3 separate regions of the Homo sapiens genome follow, and all the other regions are linked to region 1. Evidence: read pairs that join two places in POLR2A ChIA-PET (ENCODE). Cell type or tissue: OCI-LY7. All regions are shown on one strand. Region 1 overlaps ETS1 (ETS proto-oncogene 1, transcription factor). Region 2 overlaps FLI1 (Fli-1 proto-oncogene, ETS transcription factor). Region 3 overlaps FLI1 (Fli-1 proto-oncogene, ETS transcription factor).

Evidence for each region. ChIA-PET counts read pairs that join two places held together with the same protein. Peaks named below come from ENCODE experiments on the same cell type or tissue, not always from the same donor. Only the 100,000 strongest peaks of a DNase experiment are listed, where the experiment ranks them.
Region 2: POLR2A ChIA-PET joins it to region 1 with 10 read pairs; 5 of 35 experiments call an interaction of 5 or more read pairs at or near these places.
Region 3: POLR2A ChIA-PET joins it to region 1 with 20 read pairs; 7 of 35 experiments call an interaction of 5 or more read pairs at or near these places.

What each region holds. Positions count from the first base shown.
Region 1 is chr11:128,518,243-128,520,742 of GRCh38, forward strand. The region is part of intron 3 of ETS1 (ETS proto-oncogene 1, transcription factor); the gene reads right to left. Among named protein-coding and RNA genes, the nearest start is that of MIR6090, 2.9 kb to the right of the region's middle. In OCI-LY7, no CTCF peak of the experiment used is centred here; DNase peaks (open chromatin) are centred at 389, 1,379 and 1,859; H3K4me3 peaks cover 2,500 bases; H3K27ac peaks cover 2,500 bases.
Region 2 is chr11:128,730,082-128,732,581 of GRCh38, forward strand. All of the region lies in intron 1 of FLI1 (Fli-1 proto-oncogene, ETS transcription factor), which reads left to right. Among named protein-coding and RNA genes, the nearest start is that of SENCR, 35 kb to the left of the region's middle. In OCI-LY7, no CTCF peak of the experiment used is centred here; DNase peaks (open chromatin) are centred at 1,080 and 2,440; H3K4me3 peaks cover 2,286 bases; H3K27ac peaks cover 2,500 bases.
Region 3 is chr11:128,724,615-128,727,114 of GRCh38, forward strand. The region is part of intron 1 of FLI1 (Fli-1 proto-oncogene, ETS transcription factor); the gene reads left to right. Among named protein-coding and RNA genes, the nearest start is that of SENCR, 30 kb to the left of the region's middle. RefSeq lists enhancers at 1,116-1,195, 1,236-1,405, 1,652-2,151, 2,176-2,275, 2,296-2,355. In OCI-LY7, no CTCF peak of the experiment used is centred here; DNase peaks (open chromatin) are centred at 1,147, 1,497 and 2,307; H3K4me3 peaks cover 2,462 bases; H3K27ac peaks cover 2,500 bases.

The DNA of each region.
Region 1 (2,500 bases):
GTGAAAAGGTCCTCCTTAACTTTACTCTTCTTTCCCTCTAAAATAATAGATTATCAGGAGGTACATAACACAGCCACCTTATCTTCTAACAAACATTCAAGGGCCTCTGAAAATTCTACACTGATCAGGATCATTTTTTGTTGACTTGCTCTGTAGTTAACTGCTAAATAGTATTTATTATGGATCAGGCACTGTTTTAAGATTTTGCACATATTCATAGATTTAATCCTGATATTCATCCTATGAAGTAGAATGATTGTACTCATTTTATAGATGCAGAAGCTGGAGCACAGAGAGATTAAGTCATTTGTCCAAAGTCACACAGCTGCTAAGTGGCCGAGCTGAGATTCAAATCCAGACAGGCTGGCTCCAGAGTCTCTGCTCTGAACCATAGAGCTCTTTAGTCTCTAATGGAGTATGGTCGGCGGGGATCTGGGAGCACAGTGAGCAAGTGATCTAATAGACTGGGCAGCTCTGCCCTTCTTTCTTGTCTACACTGATGAAGAAACAAAGACTGACCAAGCTGAGCAAGGACAAAGCTTCTTCCTATCTCTAAGTATAACGCATGTTCCCGATGGATGTACACCCTCTGCTGAGGGCGGGTGGGGTGAGAGGCTGATCCTTTTATTCTTATAGAACAGCAAGTATCCAGGATTAGAGCTCCTGCTCTTATCTGGACATTAAGCTCACCTCACCAAGAAGGTAGAGCAGAGTGTTGAAGGAAAGGAAAAATTAAGTGGCTTGGGAATGTGTTGGCTTTGGCACCTGGCCCCTTCACAGCAGGCTCCACCAGGAGAGAACCAGGAGTGAACCCAATGGCTATATTTGTTTTTAAGCTATTTAAGATCCTTGCAATCACACTGTTGCAATCAAATAGCATATCCCACCTTACTCTTACACTTGCAAGGAAAAGTCAATTCTACTGTTATTTCAGAGTATATGTTAATTTAGCACTTAACGCTGTCAAACTCCTGTGAAGTCTCAAAATAGAATAAAAGTGCATAAAGGTTCTTGGTCAGGTCCTAGCCAGGAAAACAAATAATCCAGGTCTTGCGGCTCCTGTTTGGACACCCCACTTTCTTACTGCCTCTCTTTGGCACTCATGAATTTGGGAGGGGGTGGGGAGAAAATTCTGGTTTAATCATTTAAGCCAGATAAGATCCCACACTAGCTGTCTCCACACATAAGAAACTAAGCAACCCAAAGAAATCATTCTGACAAATATTTAAGTCACAGCTGTGGATAAAAAGCTACGCTGTGAGAAGTTAAACTTTAAACACATGTCCTATATGGTCTGATGGGCAAGGCAAATCCGCACTTAGCCAATGTCTTGTCCTTCCACTAACAAAAGCAGACAGCCCTGGCCAGAAACACCGTTTCTCCCATCCTTGCTTTGCACCTGCAAGTTAAGTCTCAGCTGAGGTTTCTTTGCTGAGCTTTTGGAAGGTATCTTGCAACATTACTCAAAGCAATATACATTGCGAAGTTAGAAACAGGAATTGATTGTACTTCAGCCACTGGCTCACTACATATTTTTATGTCAATTATTTACCTTTCCTGTGACTCTATTTTCCTCTCTGAGGTATGGGCATAATGTTCGCATATAAGCAACTAAAGGTCCAGAAAAAAAAAAGTTGATTATAGTCTATATATTTTTTCAAGTTTTTGTCTTTATTTTTTCCAAGATAATAAATAATGGTGCTAGAAATCAAACCTCTTTACAATGAATGGCAGAAGACTGCCCAATTTCTTTGGCCAGTTGAAATTTTGTTGTATCGAAGTTCACATACAAAAGATGACCAATGGCTTGGAAATCTTTTTTGAAAAAGAAAGCCATTGCAAATATGCTTATTATAATGGACGCTGACTGTAGCGTTAGGCCTTATTGTTCCCATTTTACAGAATAGAAAGCTAAAGAAAGTTACTTGCCCAGAGCTTATTTTTAATCAGTAACTGAAATGACGGCACCATATACATTGTCTCTAATATTTAATATTAAATTACCAAAAAAATTGCCTCAGCTGTTCACTGTGATCTGAAACATGTGTTGCCAGGGCTCTTTTTCATTCCCAGGATGAAAGATCCCTTGTAGGTATGTGGACTGACATATCGACACGATATTTCCCAGATGACCAAATCTGTCTCTTCCCCCATAAACACCCATAACAACACATATAAACAAGCTGTTCTTAAGGAAAGGACCTATTAGTTGAGTTTATATCTTTGATGTGAACTATCTTTTCACTTCTATATATGGTTTCAATCAACTGACAAACAGAACTCATTCTAGCTTCCTCGAACCCCCAAACACAACCATCATAGAAACAGCATTTCTGAATTGTAGGCCTAAGTGCCTTAAATGTCTCCATGGTTCCAGCTGCGCTCTCAGCATTGCTCCCACCACCATCATCCTTGCGAGGAGACAAAATCTCAGCCTTCTGTGCACAGCAGCCCTGGAGCTGAATGTCAGGGGACCCAGAGGGAGGGGACGTGACCTACA
Region 2 (2,500 bases), 210 kb after region 1:
AGAAAAGTCGAAAATCTTGAAATCTGGATTCTTTCTGTTCTCAAGTCCCACTCTGATTTGTATATTATCACCACCTTGACTATGCCTACCTTGTATTGTGCATTTGTTAAGTGTGTACTGTGTTAAAAACTTTACTTATATCCTCTCATTCCATCCTCACAACCCTATTTTACAGATGAAAACTGGAATCTCAAAGAGGTTTCCTAATTGGCTGAGGTCACCCAGACTGCGGGTGTAGGCCACACGTTTACGCTCACCTTTGTGGGTCAGCCTCTCAGTAGCTGCGCTGCTCATCCTATTCATTTCTGTGCTTACTCAATAGGGAGAAGAGCTGGGTAAGGAGCAAATCGGTGCTACTAAAGTCAGGCTCAGTATCAAGAACATGCATTCTATTCTAGAATGCTGATAAATACACTGGCAGTCCCAGAAAGTCACTTCCAAAGCAGTAAAGAAGGGCTCTGGAACAGACACATGTTTTCATTTCTTTTTGAAGGCTTCCCTTTGAGAACAAAGGTGGTCTGTGGTGCTGGGCCCTTCAAGCCCTGACACCCACTCCTTTTGTCTCTGCCTCTTGGGATCTTGGGAGAGCTACACCAAGGGCTGCGTGATGGATACACCACGAAGGGGTGTATTTATTTATTTGCCAGGGAAATGTATTAGGGAGAAGCAAAGACTAATTAATGATTTTCAAGGGAAACTCAATCTATGGAATGAATGGTTTTCCCAATGGGCTGTATTTAGAGGCTCACAGAAATCCTGCATGCTTCCATTGCCGTTTCCCATCCTTTCTTAGCCTTTGCTGAATGTGTCCGGAAATCTTTTGCAAAAGAAAAGGCACCAGTCTGTTTGCCTTGAAAATGAAGAAACCAAAAGGTGTAACATCCTTCTTCCTTCTCAGGTGGAGTAGTTAATTTTACAAGTGCTTCGAGAGGTCCTGAGGAAAAGGCACATGCCATCATGTCCTCTCCCCGTGAAAGAAGTTCATAATAATCTGTGCAAAACAGCACCTTTGGATAAGTTCAATGTGGCTATATATAGACGCTTGGCCGTTTCCTGTTGCTCTTGCAGCTTGCACAGGTTTGAAGGTAGGGTGAGGCTGTGACCATAAGCCACACGGTGACATGTACATTAGCCATGCCCTCTGCTTCCTGTGCTGCTTATGACCTGGGCTGGACTAACCCCAGCACTGCTCAGGGGCAGGGAGCCCTTAGGACCTAAATGTGGGGGGGTTGGTGAGTTTGCTCTCATCTTCTCTGAGCACAGGTTGCCTGGCTGCAGATAGATGGTGCAAAACACACCAGCGAGCCAGTGTGCTTGTCTAACGGTCTGCTCGTGTAACTTTTGCACCACAAAACAAGAGGTCAAGTATGAAAGGGTGGTTAACAAATTGAGCAGCCCTTTTTTTTTTCTGTTAAAGGGGCCGTGTCAGAAAAAACAAACAAAAAACAAAAACAAAACAAAAAACAAAAATAAAACAAAAAACAAACAAAAAAACCCTTCCTGAGTGAACTTGCATGAAAAATCATTTGGCAAAACCCAAAGTTCATAGCCATGTGCTGAAAAGCCATCATGCTAGAAACGGTCATCGTGATTTGACCTCAGAACCGTCTCCTATTTTAAGATTTCAAAATGCTTAAGTAGATGGGGCGCAGCGGCTCAGGCCTGTAATCCAGCACTTTGGGAGGCGGAGGCGGGCAAATCACTTGAGGTCAGGAGTTCGAGATCAGCCTGGCCAACATGGCAAAACCTTGTCTCTAATAAAAATACAAAAATTAGCTTAGTGTGGTGGCACACGCCTGTAATTCCAGCCACTTCGGAGGCTGAGGCAGGAGAATCACTTCGAACCGGGAGGCGGAGGTTGCAGTGAGCCGAGATCGTGCCACTGTGCTCCAGGCTGGTGGACAGAGCGAGACTCCATCTCAAAAAAAAAAAGAAAAGAAAAGAAAAGAAACAAAAATTGCTTAACTAGACATGTCATGCAATTTTGGAGAAGAGATGAGTGGTAAATGTGACTCCAGCTTTACTAAACAGTGAAATAAATTAAGGCACCAAAGCATGCTGAGCCTTGTCTAAAATCCTATAGCAGAAGAGGCCAGAAAAAAATTCACTGGTTCCCTTCTTTCTCCATCCATTCAGCCAATCAGTACCAGATTATTCTCCAGCTATCTTCCCCCCTTCTCATCTAGGACATCTAAGGTAGAACCGTGCATCTTAAAAAAGCTTTTCAGGAAATTCTGATGGGCAGACAGAACCAACGTGAGTCTATGTCATTTTGACTCTCATGTTCTATATGGGCTGCTAAATAAAAACTTTGAAAGTCTTTCATGTGACAAATAGTTTTGGAGTGCATACTCTGCCAGGCATTGTGCTAAGTCCTTGGGGACACAGGTGAACAAAACAGAGGAAGACCCTGCCTCCATTGAGTGTAGTCCAATGGGAGAGCGACACAAATCACACTTTTGCATAGGTGAATATCTAATTATACATGTGGTAGGTATTA
Region 3 (2,500 bases), 210 kb after region 1:
GCCTACACTGCCTGAGCCTCATGGGACCCTAAATAAGTTTGGTAAGGAATGAGTGGTGAGAAAGGGTGAGGAGAAACAAGAGCACACATCGTCTTGATACGGGATCTAAATGGGTGCATGGTTCTAGGAGAGGCACAAGGGTTTATGGAGGTAGAGATTCCCAGTGTCCCAGATTTGTTTCTTCACTCTCAGGTCAAAGCAGGCCTTATTTAGGAGGCCCAGTCATTCCTCATTTCCCTTCCTTGGTAATATCACTACGATTCTCTCTCCTCCCACTGGCCAAAGTGTTTGATTAAGCCTGCAGAGAATGATGGGGTTCAGTAAGAATGCCAGCAAAGAGACGGCATAAAAGCCACCCAGAATGGGGCTGACAGCGTGGCCTCTTGATAGTCCCCCATGCTCTGTCCAGGGGGAGGATGCTAGGCTGAGACTCTAGGTGTTCTCGTAGTTTCGATAAAAACTATAATTGACCACCACAAGTACCAGTGGATGTGTGAGGGTGAGGGGAGAGCTGAAGATGAGTAGTTTGTTCTGATTTCAGTTTATTTTGGGCTCTTCTAGCCTCAAGTCTGTGTTCAGCTAAAGATATATGGCTGCATAGGCAAAGGGACCTGTTAGGTGAGCCTGAAGGTGATTCTTGCATAATTCTCAGAAACTCAATCAAGGTCTTCCTGTATCTCCCGCTTCCTCCCCTTTCTCCTGCCTCCAACCTGCACATGTCAGTGCATCCACATGCACACACATTCAAGCAGGACATAAGGCGGCCGGCCGGTCCACTTCAGATCATAACCAAAAGTCTTGGCCCCTCACCACTCACCTGTCAGCCTCAGGCAGCCAGGGACCCAGCATGGGAGGCACACCTCATGAGAACTACCCCAATGCTCAAGTGCCCGCAAATGCCCACAAACCCTTAAATGTGTCTAGGAACCTTTCACCAACTGAAGCCTGACTGCAAGATGAAGGAAGGACCTTTGGAATGTAATAAATGATTTCTAAAAAGACATCTCATCATCCTTTCTTTCATTCTCTCTCCCTCTCTCTCTCTCTCTGTGTGTGTGTGTTTGTGTGTGTGTGTGTGTGTCTGAGTTGCCTCAGGGCTGGTGGTTTCAAAACTAGCAGCTGCAAACTTATGAAGGGAAAAAAAAACCCAAACCACAAAACCCCGTCTTGTGAAAACTGTGTGCCAGTCTAAAAGTGGCAGTCCGTGCAGGAGAAAAAGCCTGTCAACGTTCAGGGCAGAAGCAGGCAGTGTGAGATCACAGCTGGCTCTTGACAGTGAGGAGGAATTCAAATGTGTCCTGGGCATGGGGACAGTAGGGGACAAGGACAAGGCAGAAGAGAAGCCGGAGGGGACTGAGGAGTCCAGATCCTGGCTGGCCAGGGGAGGCCTCTCTGGAATGGCTCCGTGCTTCAGCTGAGCCCTCTGAAAAATTCAGCTTCCCAGATGCAAATCAGACCAGCTGCTACTATCACATTACTGAGTCTTCTTCCAGAACCCCCGAGGTCCGGTCTCCCCTCTCCATCCACTCAGAAGCTTCTGAAGCATGACTGGCAGACATAAATCTCCCCCAACCGCTGGCTCAGCCCCCCTGCCCTCCCCTGAAGCTGACACCCACCCATGCTCCCCTGTGTAGGCTCACCTTTCAGAACACTCCCGATTACACATTAAGACGCTGCCCCAACCCAGCCCCAGACTCCTACTCTATGGCTAGTTTCAACCTACAACTCAATCCAGGGGTGCAGGGGGCTGGGGGTGCAACCGGGAAGCCCAAGGGAAGATCCACTTGGAGAGAATGAGGGTCCTGCCTGGCCCCAAGGCTGGACAGAGGAAATCCTCAGGTGTCATCAAAGATGAAGACTGGAGAAGGAGAGTTCCTGGAGGGACACTAACCAGCCTGGCTATTTCTCCTGCCACCCTCCCACCCCCCTACCCCCACCCCCGCCTAAGCTCCATACCAATGGCCTCTGGCCAGAACAAAGTGGATACTTGAGTCACTTGGCTAGATAGTTGGGCGGTGCCCTCTTTTGTATAGGAAAGGCAGGCCATCCATAGGCCCACAGACAGAGACAGAGGAGGCCAAGCCCCAGAGACCACAGTGGAACAAGTGTCTTGGGGTGCTTTGCCCATAGGTGCAGCTTAATGAAGGACAGCCAGAGGACACGGTTGTAAAAACAGGGCAGCAGAAATCTATGTGAATATTATAAGTATTTGAGGAGAAGCAAAGTTAGTGAAGTGATCAAAACGGAATGGGGTTAATGACAGAACGCTTCAAGGAGGAAGTTAAGTTCTGAAGGAGGGGAGGGACAACGGCTGGGGCAGAGGGGGGAAGAGGAAGTGTGTTCTGCAGGGGAGGGTGCTGTGTCTTTGGGAAGGGCAATACTGATTGCATGGTGGCCCTGGGAGCTGTGCCACTCTTGAAGGTCCTGCCTGGCGTTAATATTTGGATATATTTTCAAAGAGGGAGAATCCTCTTCTGTATTAGTAATAGGCATGTCCGTA